3 separate regions of the Homo sapiens genome follow, and all the other regions are linked to region 2. The links are chromatin contacts, found by Hi-C or POLR2A ChIA-PET in ENCODE. All regions are on one chromosome and are shown on one strand. Each heading gives the region's core, a stretch centred on a gene start or an enhancer-like site at or near the end of the contact. The rest is flanking DNA. Distances are from core to core; before and after follow the strand shown.

What was found. A loop is a pair of places that touch in the nucleus more often than their neighbours do. ChIA-PET counts read pairs that join two places held with the same protein, here RNA polymerase II (POLR2A). Pooled maps may share reads with other maps.
Region 1: a loop to region 2 is called in a map of CD4-positive, alpha-beta T cell, with 5 times the contacts of the local background. The contact joins the promoter of MDN1 here to the promoter of AKIRIN2 in region 2. A Hi-C loop is called at or near these places in 3 of 168 maps with a recorded cell type or tissue (CD4-positive, alpha-beta T cell, CD8-positive, alpha-beta T cell and naive thymus-derived CD4-positive, alpha-beta T cell) and 16 of 50 pooled maps. POLR2A ChIA-PET finds 5 or more read pairs at or near these places in 3 of 52 experiments (CD4-positive, alpha-beta T cell, OCI-LY7 and activated T-cell).
Region 3: a pooled map shows a loop between it and region 2 (2.8-fold over the local background). The contact joins the enhancer-like site here to the promoter of AKIRIN2 in region 2. A Hi-C loop is called at or near these places in 1 of 50 pooled maps. POLR2A ChIA-PET finds 5 or more read pairs at or near these places in 2 of 52 experiments (T-cell and activated CD4-positive, alpha-beta T cell).

Annotation. Positions count from the first base shown.
Region 1 is chr6:89,817,961-89,821,557 of GRCh38, forward strand. MDN1 (midasin AAA ATPase 1) reads right to left here and starts at 1,834. Exons shown (of 102, transcript NM_014611.3): 1 at 1,546-1,834. The coding sequence starts at 1,647. RefSeq lists enhancers at 1-291, 292-911, 1,488-1,877, 1,532-2,151, 2,152-2,771.
Region 2 is chr6:87,700,731-87,704,149 of GRCh38, forward strand. It overlaps AKIRIN2 (akirin 2), which reads right to left and starts at 1,503. Exons shown (of 5, transcript NM_018064.4): 1 at 720-1,503. The coding sequence starts at 954. RefSeq lists silencers at 675-884, 1,065-1,234 and enhancers at 1,395-1,454, 1,765-2,074.
Region 3 is chr6:90,409,903-90,413,380 of GRCh38, forward strand. No RefSeq gene overlaps it. Among named protein-coding and RNA genes, the nearest start is that of MIR4464, 99 kb to the left of the region's middle. RefSeq lists enhancers at 1,535-1,894, 2,916-3,478. Within about 2 kb of position 1,554, at least 5 of the 41 ENCODE cell types and tissues checked have a DNase peak (open chromatin) inside an H3K27ac peak, as active enhancers do.

The sequences.
Region 1 (3,597 bases), core at 584-3,083, 2.1 Mb after region 2:
TTTGTCCCTGGGAGCAAAATTGGCCCCACTCCCCAGAACAATTGGGCTTGAGATACATCAAAAAAAATACTTCAGGGCAGGGCGCTGTGGCTCATGCCTGTAATCCCAGCACTTTAGGAGGCCAAGGCGGGTGGATCACCTGAGATCAGGGGTTTGAGACCAGCCTGACCCACACAGTGAAACCCTGTCTCTACTAAAAATACAAAATATTAGCCAGGCATGGTGGCGCACGCCTGTAATCCCAGTTACTCGGGAGGTTGAGACAGAAGAATCGCTTGAACTCGAGAGGCGGAGGTTGCAGTGAGCTGAGAGGGTGGGCCATTGCACTCCAGTCTGGACGACAGAGCGTGCCTCCGTCTCAAAAAAAAAAAAAAAAAAAAAAAAAAATTTAGGCCGGACACGGTGGCTCACTCCTACAATCCCTGCACTTTGGGAGGCCAAGGCGGGATGATCACTTGAGCCCAGGGGTTCCAGACCAGTCGGGGCAACAAAGGGGGACCTTACAACTACAAAAAAAAAATTTTTTTTTTAATTAGCCACACCTGGGACCCAAGTACCTGGGACCACACTCACCTGTCCCGTGGCTCACGCCTGTAATCCCAGCACTTTGGGAGGCTGAGGCGGGTGGATCACGAGGTCAAGAGATCGAGACCATCCTGGCCAACATGGTGAAACCCCGTCTCTACTAAAAATACAAAAAGTAGCTAGGCATGGTGGCGCTCGCCTGTAATCCCAGCTACTGAGAGGGTGAGGCAGGAGAATCGCCTGAACCCGGGAGGCGGAGGGTGCAGTAAGCCGAGATCGCGCCACTGCACTCCAGCCTGGCGACACAGCGAGACTCCGTCTCAAAAAAAAAAAAAAAGTGTCTTCAACTCAGATAGAAGGAGTCAATGAGAAGGTTCTTAAAAGCCCGAAGACCTATTTCCCAGAAAACTCTAATTAACCTTATAATTTGTATAGTTAGTTACAGTGAGTATGAGCTGTCTTGCTCTGTACTTCAGCTGTTGTAAGTGTTTACGAACTGTCTCCAAAAACAGATGCAAATTTCCCTCATGGCAGAGATCGTAACGAATTTATCTATCCACTTTCTCACAGCGCCACACCGTTCCTTACGCACAGCAGGAATGCAATCAGTATTTGTCGATGGTTCCCCAAACTAACAGGAGTGGCTGCACTACGCACACTTAGGTGATACGTACACTTGTCAAAACGGCAGAAACGCAACCTCAATTTCAGAAAAACAAACCACATTCCTTTGGGAAGGCCACCTCTGCCACAAGCAGCCAAAGCGCTTGCATAGGGGTGAGAGGCGATGGGAAGGGTACTGGAAGGCTCCCCCAGATAAAAACAAAAGACTCCTTCCAATCGCCTCAAACACGCTCGGAAACCTCCACGACCTGCGCCAGCCCACAGGAGGGGGCCAGCTTGACCTGAGGCTGCACCACTCCCCACTTAAAGCGGCGAGTATCGGCGGGGGAGCGCAGGAAGCTTACTAGTGGGGCGACCCAGTCGTTCCGGCGCTTTCCCTCTCCCTTCACGTCTTACCTGCTTGGCCAAGAACCTGCCCAACTCACTGCGGCTCTTCTCGTTCTTGGCTGCGATTAACCGCAGCGGCGCGGCTGCCACCTCCAGCAAGAAGTGCTCCATGACCCAGGGCCCTCACCCCGAGCGGCCACCTGCGCTCCCTACTTCGCGGCCAGCGTCCCCAAGCCGCCGAGGTCCCAGTGCCCGAGCAGCCAGCAACTACGCCCGCAGGAAAGGCGTCCTCAGCTCCAGCGCCTACACCGGGAGAGGGGCACCACACGTGGGTGAGCACACGGCGTTTGACGTCATCAGCTCGGGACGGCTACGCTGCGCCCTCCCGGCCTCAGCCCCTCAGCGGCGGAAACGCCAGTCTTCGCTGTCCCGCCTTTTCCGGGAGGGAAATGGAAACAAAAATCTAGTCGGTTTGGATGCAGGAGTGATGGGGACTCGCGAACACAGCACGTGGTGGGACAGAAAGAAGAGTGCGTTAGGCCGGGGAGGAAAGAGGGGGCGTGTGAGTCTCAGCCCACCGTGCCTTGCTTCTGCCTTAACACACGGAAAGATCAGATGTGAGAGAAAAGCTGATTCTCGGCCGGGCGCGGTGGCGCATGTCTTTATCCCAGCATTTTGGGAGGCCGAGGAGGGCAGATCACTTGAGGTTAGCAGTTCGAGACCAGCCTGGGCAACATGGTGAAACCCCCTTCTCTACTAAAAATACAAAAATTAGCCGGGCGTGGTGGCGCGCGCCTGTAGTCCCAGCTACTCGGGAGGCTGAGGCAGGAGAATCGCTTGAACCCGGGAGACGGAGGTTACAGTAAGCCGAGATCGTGCAGCTGCACTCCAGCCGCGCGACACAGCAGACTTTTACTGTCTCAAAAAAAGAAAGAAAAGCTGATTCTCCCCTTCTTGTTAGCGGTGGCAGTTACCCCCTGTATAGGTAGGGGTCAGCAGTAACCTTAGTTCTTGCCTCCTCAGAAGAAATAATTCCACGAAGGGCATAAGGCAGGATAGACCTAGACAAGTTTCAGAATAGAAGTAAAAGTTTATCAAAAAGCTTTAGAACGGGACGGAAAGAAAAGGAGGAAAGTACAACTTGGAAGACTGCCAAGCAGGCGACTTGAGAAACCAAGTGCGCAGCTTGACCTGTTGACTTGAAGTTTTATATGTTGGCATACTTTGGGGAACTTGCATTGCTTCTCCCCACTCCTGAGATCTTACTGGGAAGCTACTGATCAGTTTCAGGTGTTTTCTATTAGGAGACTGCCTTTCGCTGGCCCCGGTGAACGTTAGAGAAACAGTTAAGAACCGCCTGACCATCGTTTGATTGTCACCCAATAGTCCTGGTATGTGTGGGGTGGGGAGCGCTCTCCTGTTCTGCTCATACCTAACTAGTTAACATTCTGCCCCAGCAATTCCCCTTGTAGGACTCTAGCCTGCGGAAATCCTCACTAAGTGTGACAAAGACACCCCTTGCAGTTTTCTTAATACAGATATTGGAAGAAAATGTTCAATTGGGAATATTAAACTATGGGGTGTAAGTTATAGCATATTCTGGAAGTCATAAAAAATAGTAGAGTCCATAACATTAAAAGTGCACTTGTGGGCTGGGCGCAGTGGCTCAAGGCAAGGCAGGCAGATCACGAGATAAGGAGTTGGAGACCAGTCTGGCCAACATGGTGAAACCCTGTCTCTACTAAAAATACAAAAATTAGGGCTGGGTGCCTTGGCTCACGCCTGTAATCCCAGCACTTTGGGAGGCCGAGGCGGGCAGATCACCTGAGGTCAGCAGTTTGAGACCAGCCTGACCAACATGGTAAAACCCTGTCTCTACTAAAAATACAAAAATTAGCCAGGTGTGGTGGTGCATGCCTGTAATCCCAGCTACTCAGGAGGCTGAAGCAGGAGAATCGCTTGAACTCAGGAGACGGAGGTTGTGGTGAGCCGAGATCGTGGGATTGCACTCCAGCCTAGGCAACAAGAGCGAAACTCCGTCTTTTTTTTTTTTTTTTAAGTGGGGCCAGGCGTGGTGGCTCACGCCTGTAATCCCAGCACTTTGGGAGGCCAAGGCGGGCA
Region 2 (3,419 bases), core at 253-2,752:
GCCCCAATTTTCAATGCAATATGCTTATTAAAAGTTCAACATTTCTCAAGGTCTAGACTTATAGTGTGATCATATTACAGTACTCGGGAAGAGCATTTTCTTTGTTGTTGACCCTGCTAGGGAAACAGGTCTTGACTCAGCCAAAGTGGCGTTCTTGTGGGTGATTAATGACAGGCCTAGATCTCGCCCTAGTGACATCCATCCCCCACCCCCCACCCCCACTATACTAAAATCAGCCGTGTCTGAACTGAAGGAGGGGCTGTAGCCTCGCCTCAAACCACCCAGTCCCAGAGTTAATAGCTGCAACCAATCGATTACGGCAAGCACACATCCAGATTGGGGTGAAATGTGACCCTTTCGCCTAAATTTACGAATAATATCGTCCTCTCTGATCATTTCCGCTGGGGCTCCAGCGACTACGGAAACAATTCCAATCATTCGGCCCAAAGAAAAAGATGTCCCTGTTCTACCCAATACGGGCAAGGCAAAGCCCCTACCCACCTCCAAACACTATCCCCTTGACATCAGCCCATTTCTATTGTGTCTTATTAGGTCCTCGGGCTACGAGGACCTAGTGAAAAACGTGGCTGCCCTACTACTTTGCTAAGAACAAGAACCACACAGTCCGGCACCCCCACCCCAGGGGCCGCATCCCACACCCCAGGACCCCTGTTCCCAGTTCTCTCCACTACCCCGGCGGCCGCGGGGCCGGGTCCCACCTGTGGTGAGGCGGGAGGAGACGTCGCCGAAGGGGGATGGCTCCATTCGGAGATACTTCTGCGGCGAGGCGGCCGCAGCGGAGAAGGAGGCGGCGGTGGCCGCGGCCGCCGACAACGGGGAGGCAGCGGCCGAGGTGGGCGCCGACAATGGCGCACATCGCCTGCGCTTCGGGGACGCCGGGCTCAACAGCGGGTCGAAATCCAGAGTCCTTTTCAGAGTGGCTCCGCACGCCATGGCCGGGGGCAGCTGAGGCGCCGGGCTCGGGTGGGGTCGGGGACGGGTGACGAAAGAAGAGGGTGAGGGAAGGGGTGAAGAGCGGGAACTCGAGGAGAGCCTACCCGACGGGCTCAGGAGCCAAGCGGGTCGCGGAGCGCCGGCTGTGGAAAGGAGAGCCGCTGCCGCCGCTGCCTCCGCGGCAGGGGCAGTGGCCAGGGACGGCCCGGGTGAGAGCGGGAGGGGCGGTGGCGGGCAGAAGCACACGCCAGTCGCGTCAGGGGGGTTCTTCCGCCTCCTCAGGCGCGGCTCCCCCGAGAGAGGCTCCGGCCGCCCCCGCCGTCCGCTCGAGCTTTGCGCCGCGCCTGAGGCGCTTCTGTGCTGAGACTAGATCCTTTCTGAAGTCGAAAACAGCACCGTGGGGTGTGAGGCTGGAACGCGGCTCCTAATACGCCCGAGTACGGTCAGTAGCTTGCGAGCGGCGATCGATGCAGAGAGATTGCGAGGTAGCTGCCGCAGCAGGAACCCAAGCGAACACGTCCAACCGCTTCCCCTCCCTCGTAGAACTCTCCCACCCGCCGCCGGCCCCAATATGGCGTCAATAACAACGCCGCCGATTCAAATCCGGCGGCCTCAGAGCGCTTGCGCACGGGGGCGGGCCAAACCGGGGATGCATTTTGGGAGTTGTAGTTTTTAGGTACCGGGAGGAATCGGCTTGAAAGGCGGGAAGGGAGGAGTCACAGAAACTACGACTTCCGTCATGCAAGGCGCGCGATTCCGAGTTCCGGGTTGGAATTTAAATCCCCCTACACAGCTTGAGTGTAAGAGGAACTAAGCAAAAGAGAAAAAAAGAGAAGGTTCTGAGACAGTGGGAGATGGGAAAGCGAACCCGTGGCAAAAGCAGGCTAAGCGACATAGAAATCTTTTAAGATTCTCCGTATAGTTGCTCCCACAGTGATTTCAGATCTGGGAAATATAATAAACCAATCTCTAGTCAAAGTTAGCTTAATTTCGGTAGCGACAGTACCCAAAACAAGACCTTTCACATGGAGAGGATAGGAGATAATGAGATTATGAAACCTATTTAGGACTGGCAGACAGAACAACAGTAATAGTATCAGGTTACAGGATCCTTGATTCAACTCGATGCTCTACCCTTCGGAGGTAGCTGCTTCATCCACTAATGAAATTCTGTAAAGCCAGCTTTGCTTCTGTAAATGAATAGGACTTGAACGACTTACAGAATCAAATTGTTTTGCGTTGGGTAAAAAGCAAGTGGTATCAGACATTGCATTACTTCTGTTGAATATTGGTGCATATATTGTGAACTTTGTTACAAAACTAATCAAAAGACAGTGAAATGTTTAGGTAATAGATATTGGATGGATCCATTTTGTAAGCGGAAGGGGAAAAAAGTGTTTCTAGAAGTTGTACTTTTAGTCACATACCTAAAATAAGAATCAAATACAGCGCTAATTTAGAAAGTGATCTGTGTAGCCGGGCATGGTGACTCACGCCTGTTATCCCAGCACTTTGGGAGGCCGAGGCAGGCGGATCTTCCTGAGGTCAGGAGTTCGAGACCAGCCTGGTCAAAATGGTGAAACCCCGTCTCTACTAAAAATACAAAATTAGCCGAGCGTGGTGGCGCGCGCCTGTAGTCGCAGCTACTCGGGAGGCTAAGACAGGAGAATCATTTGAACCCGGGAGGCGAAGGTTGCAGTGAGCCGAGATGTTGCCACTGCACTCCAGCCTGGGTGATAGAGCGAGTCTCTGTCTGAAAAAAATGAAAAGAAAAGAAAATGATGCCGGGCGCGGTGGCTAACGCCTGTAATCCCAGCACTGGGAGGCCGAGGCAGGCGGATCACGAGGTCAGGAGTTCGAGACCAGCCTGTTCAACATGGTGATACCCTGTCTCTACTAAAAATAAAAAAAATTAGCCGGGCGTGGTGGCGCACACCTATAGTCCCAGCTACTCAGGAGGCTGAGGCAGAAGAATCGCTTGAACCCGGGAGGCGGAGGTTGCAGTGAGCCAAGATCAAGCTACTGCACTCCAGCCTGGGTGACAGAGCTAGACTTCGTCTCAAAAAAAAAAAAAAAAAAAAAAAGTGATATATGTAGAAACTATCACCAGTGCAATATGAAACAATTTTGTGAATGCCAACTGTCAAATGATTATAAATACTGATTTCCAGTGCTCATGTATTCTTCTTTATTCAGTAACAGATGTTTTATAGCCATTTTGTCTATTATTTTTAAACCATATTTAGAAGTAGTTCAATATATTCTTTTTTATAGACAATTTTATAGAATTGTCCAGTGCTTCAGAGATCAGCAGTCCTGATCACACTGTGTCAACAAGTAAGCCCTTCTAGTTTTAATTTAGGATATTTGGAAATATCCTACATTTCCTACATTTGGAAAATCTTTTGAAAAAGATAAGCATTTAATGAAACAGCAGCTTAACTAAGACACCTACTAGGTAAATT
Region 3 (3,478 bases), core at 304-2,803, 2.7 Mb after region 2:
GTCGGCAGATGCATGTACATATTTAGAGAGACCTGGGTTAAATTAGCTGTGAATTTTGAGATGGTGATTGAAATCATGGGTGGTTGGAATTGCCAAGGGAGATATAAAGAGCAGGAAAACAAGGGAGACTAGGACCAGTCTTTGATGGATTATGACCTTTAAAGTCTGAGGAGAGGGGGATTTGTCTGCAGAGGAGATTGAGGAGGAACAGCTAGGTAGGTGGAAAGGCAGAAGAGTGTAGTATACTAGAGGCTGAATTAGGAATCTTTCAAATGCATATTACTGAAATCCATCTTCAATTGATGTAACCAAAAAAAGAATAATTTATTGGCTCCTATAGCCTGAAATCAGGACTGGTCAGATATGCCTGGGTTCAAGAGCTCAAACATCCAGCTCCTTGGGAAACAGCCTCTCCCCCCATCTCTCAGTTCTGTCTCCTTCTGGATGGGCTTCTTTGCCAGGTGGATATTCCCATGTGGTGGCCTGATAGGGTCACCAGCAGAGGCTTCAGGTTTACATCCTACCCAAAGTAAAGAAATGTCCTTCTTCGATTGGTTCCAGCAACCACACCAGGTGTGACTATTGTTAGCCTAGCTTAGGCTAGATGCCCATCTCTGAGCTAGAGGTTGACATCAGCTCTACCCACACTTCACATAGACTGAAAGTTGGGAAAGGAATGGTTCCTCAAAAGAAAATCAGGGTGCTGTTACCTGAAGAAACTGAGAAGAAGCCAGGCAGGCAAGATCCCAGATGTCTATACAGATGCCGAAGTGATAAGAATTTTAAGAGGGAAAGTATATTTAAGAGTATGAAATACCGTTAAGGCTGGGTGCAGTGGCTCATGCCTGTAATCCCAGCACTTTGGGAGGCTGAGGTGGTGGATCATGAGGTCAGGAGTTCAAGGCCAGCCTGGCCAAGATGGTGAAACCCCATCTCTACTAAAAATACAAAAATTAGCTGTGGCGGCAGGCGCCTGTAATCCCTGCTGCTCGGGAGGCTGAGGCAGGAGAATCACTTGAATCTGGGTGGCAGAGGTTGCAGTGAGCCAAGATCACACCACTGCACTCCAGCCTGGGTGACAGAGTGAGGCTCCGTCTCAAAAAAAAAAAAAAAAAAAAAAAAGAAAGAAAGAAAGAAAAAAAAGAAAGAAATACCTTTAAGACACCAAGAAAGATAAGGACAGGGATTAGCCACTTGGAAGTCACTGGTGCCCTCAGACCCACACAAATAGCTCCATCACAAAGTAGGATGTGGTGGAAAACAAAATGAACAAAATGCAAGTTGAAAGGGCCACGTGAACCCAGGAGAGGAAAATCATTTAGGACGAAACAATCACGGAAAGCTTCATGTCCAAAGTAGCATTTCACTTGGGTCCTGAAGGATGGGTGATATTTTTAAAATGAAGGCCAGAGAAGTGGAGGAAGGGAGGGCACCCAGCTGACTATAGCATGAGCAAAAGTGCAATGGCAGAGATGTTTAGGGTGTGTTCACCAAGAGGTGAACAGTTCATGCTTGGTCTGATGGCTAGGGGCCAAATGTGAGTGCTGGCTAAGGAGAAGGGACTTTCTCTGTTCAATTTACAAATGAGTCAGCTGTAATTTACCTTCCCTTAGGTTATCGGCCTGAATATGTAAATGAGGGATAGCTGTCACTAGAATGAAACTGACATCTAGAAAAGCGCCTCCCTATAATCTTGCCTTTCCATATAAGGGCTCCCTGGCGTGCTTCACAGGTGAACTCTACAGCAAACGCATTCTTCTCTCTCCTTTCAGCCTTGGTCTTTCCTCTGACTCAGGGGCCTGGCTTGTGGTGCTGAGGCACCTTCCGGCTGCTGAGAATTGGACTACTCTGTCTTCTTGCTGACTGCGGCAAAGGAACGCCCGGGGTCTGACAATCACCTCTACGAGAGCAGCTTGGATGTTTCTCATCTTTCACTTGACTTTCTTATCCCTTTACTTAAATATATATATATATATATATACTTTAGAGACAGGGTCTCACTCACTATGTTGCCTAGGTTGGACTCAAACTTCTGGGCTCAAGTGATCCTCCCACCTCAGCCTCCCAAGTGGCTGGATTACAAGCATGTGCCACCACACCCTGCTCATCCCTTCAGTTTTTAGCCCAGAAAGCTGGCACTAAAAGGGATGGTAGGTTTGAGGGATTTTAGATGGAAGACAATTTAGGTGACTCTGCACTATATTATAGTCAAATATCCTGCAACCTTTGTTCCTAGAAGAAACCTGTGCATCCTGAATCTCTGACCCCTGGGAATACATTCTTTTCCCCCAGCACCTCACCTAGGAATGGTCACTTGGGTTAAGGGTTCTCAGGCTTGGTGGCCAAAAGCCAACACCTGTTCATTTATCTCCTATCTTGTACTCAGTCTCTTAAGACTTTTCTGCAACTTGGACCCTGGTGGGCCAAGTGCATTTGCCCAGAGAGAAAAATTGCACAAATTAGAACTCTGGATTGATATTTCACTTACATACCTCCACTTGGGGATCCTCAACACAGCTTAAATAGTAATGTCTTTAATGGGGGTCATCAAGGGCATTTAAGTAGGGACATGCAATGAGCAGAACCACTTTTGGAGAAGACTGCACTTGGCAGTCGTTCCCTAACAGATTTGAGAGAGCAGAGGTGGGAAATGGCAAATTGTTAGGAAACTGATAATGGGCCCAGGGAGAAAAACCTTGAACCAAGGAACTGAGCTAGATGTGGAAGGGTGGGCGTGGGTTTTAGAAACACTTCTTTAGAGGAAAACCATGATTAAAAAAGGAGAAAGAAAGAAGGAAAGGAAAGGAAAGGAAAGGAAAAAAGGAAGGTGGGATTGGGGGAAGAAGGAAAGGAAGAAAGGAAAGAAGGAAAGAAAGAGGACATGGAAATCTCTGTAGGCCAGGAACAGAGTGAGGAGGCTCAGTATCATGGGGAGGGCCTGGGAAACCTGTGGCCCCTCAGGACACAGAGATTCTGAGCTGGCAGCAGGAGCTGAGCTGAGAACAGAACTGAGCTCACTCCAGGAGCCCAGGACAAGGAGCCAAGTGTGAATGTGGGGCCAGGCCTCTGCTCTTCATTGGTGACTAGAGCTGTAAGAGCTGTGCCTGACTGTCTGGGATGGCAGTGGAAAGAGGCTCCTTCTCCACAGGTCAGGGAGGAAGCAGACTATGGCATGAAGGGGGACCCAGTTCTGTGCTGGGCAGCTTCTTAACTGAAGACTCCAGCTACCCACTGCAGTGCATGGGCATCCATCTGCGGGGGAGGGGCACTGATACACCTGTTCCACCAAGAATGCCCCATCACAGTGCCCTTGACCCAGGCTCCTCAGGAAGCCTCTTGTCTGAGACTTCTCATCTCTTCACCCCACACTGAGGGGCTCCTTGTCCTGCCATTCAGTCTCATTCGCCTCCATGGAACTAGGAACAGCTTTGCTGAAGTCCCTGGAGTGTGGAGGGTCACCTCATTTATCCCATCTCAG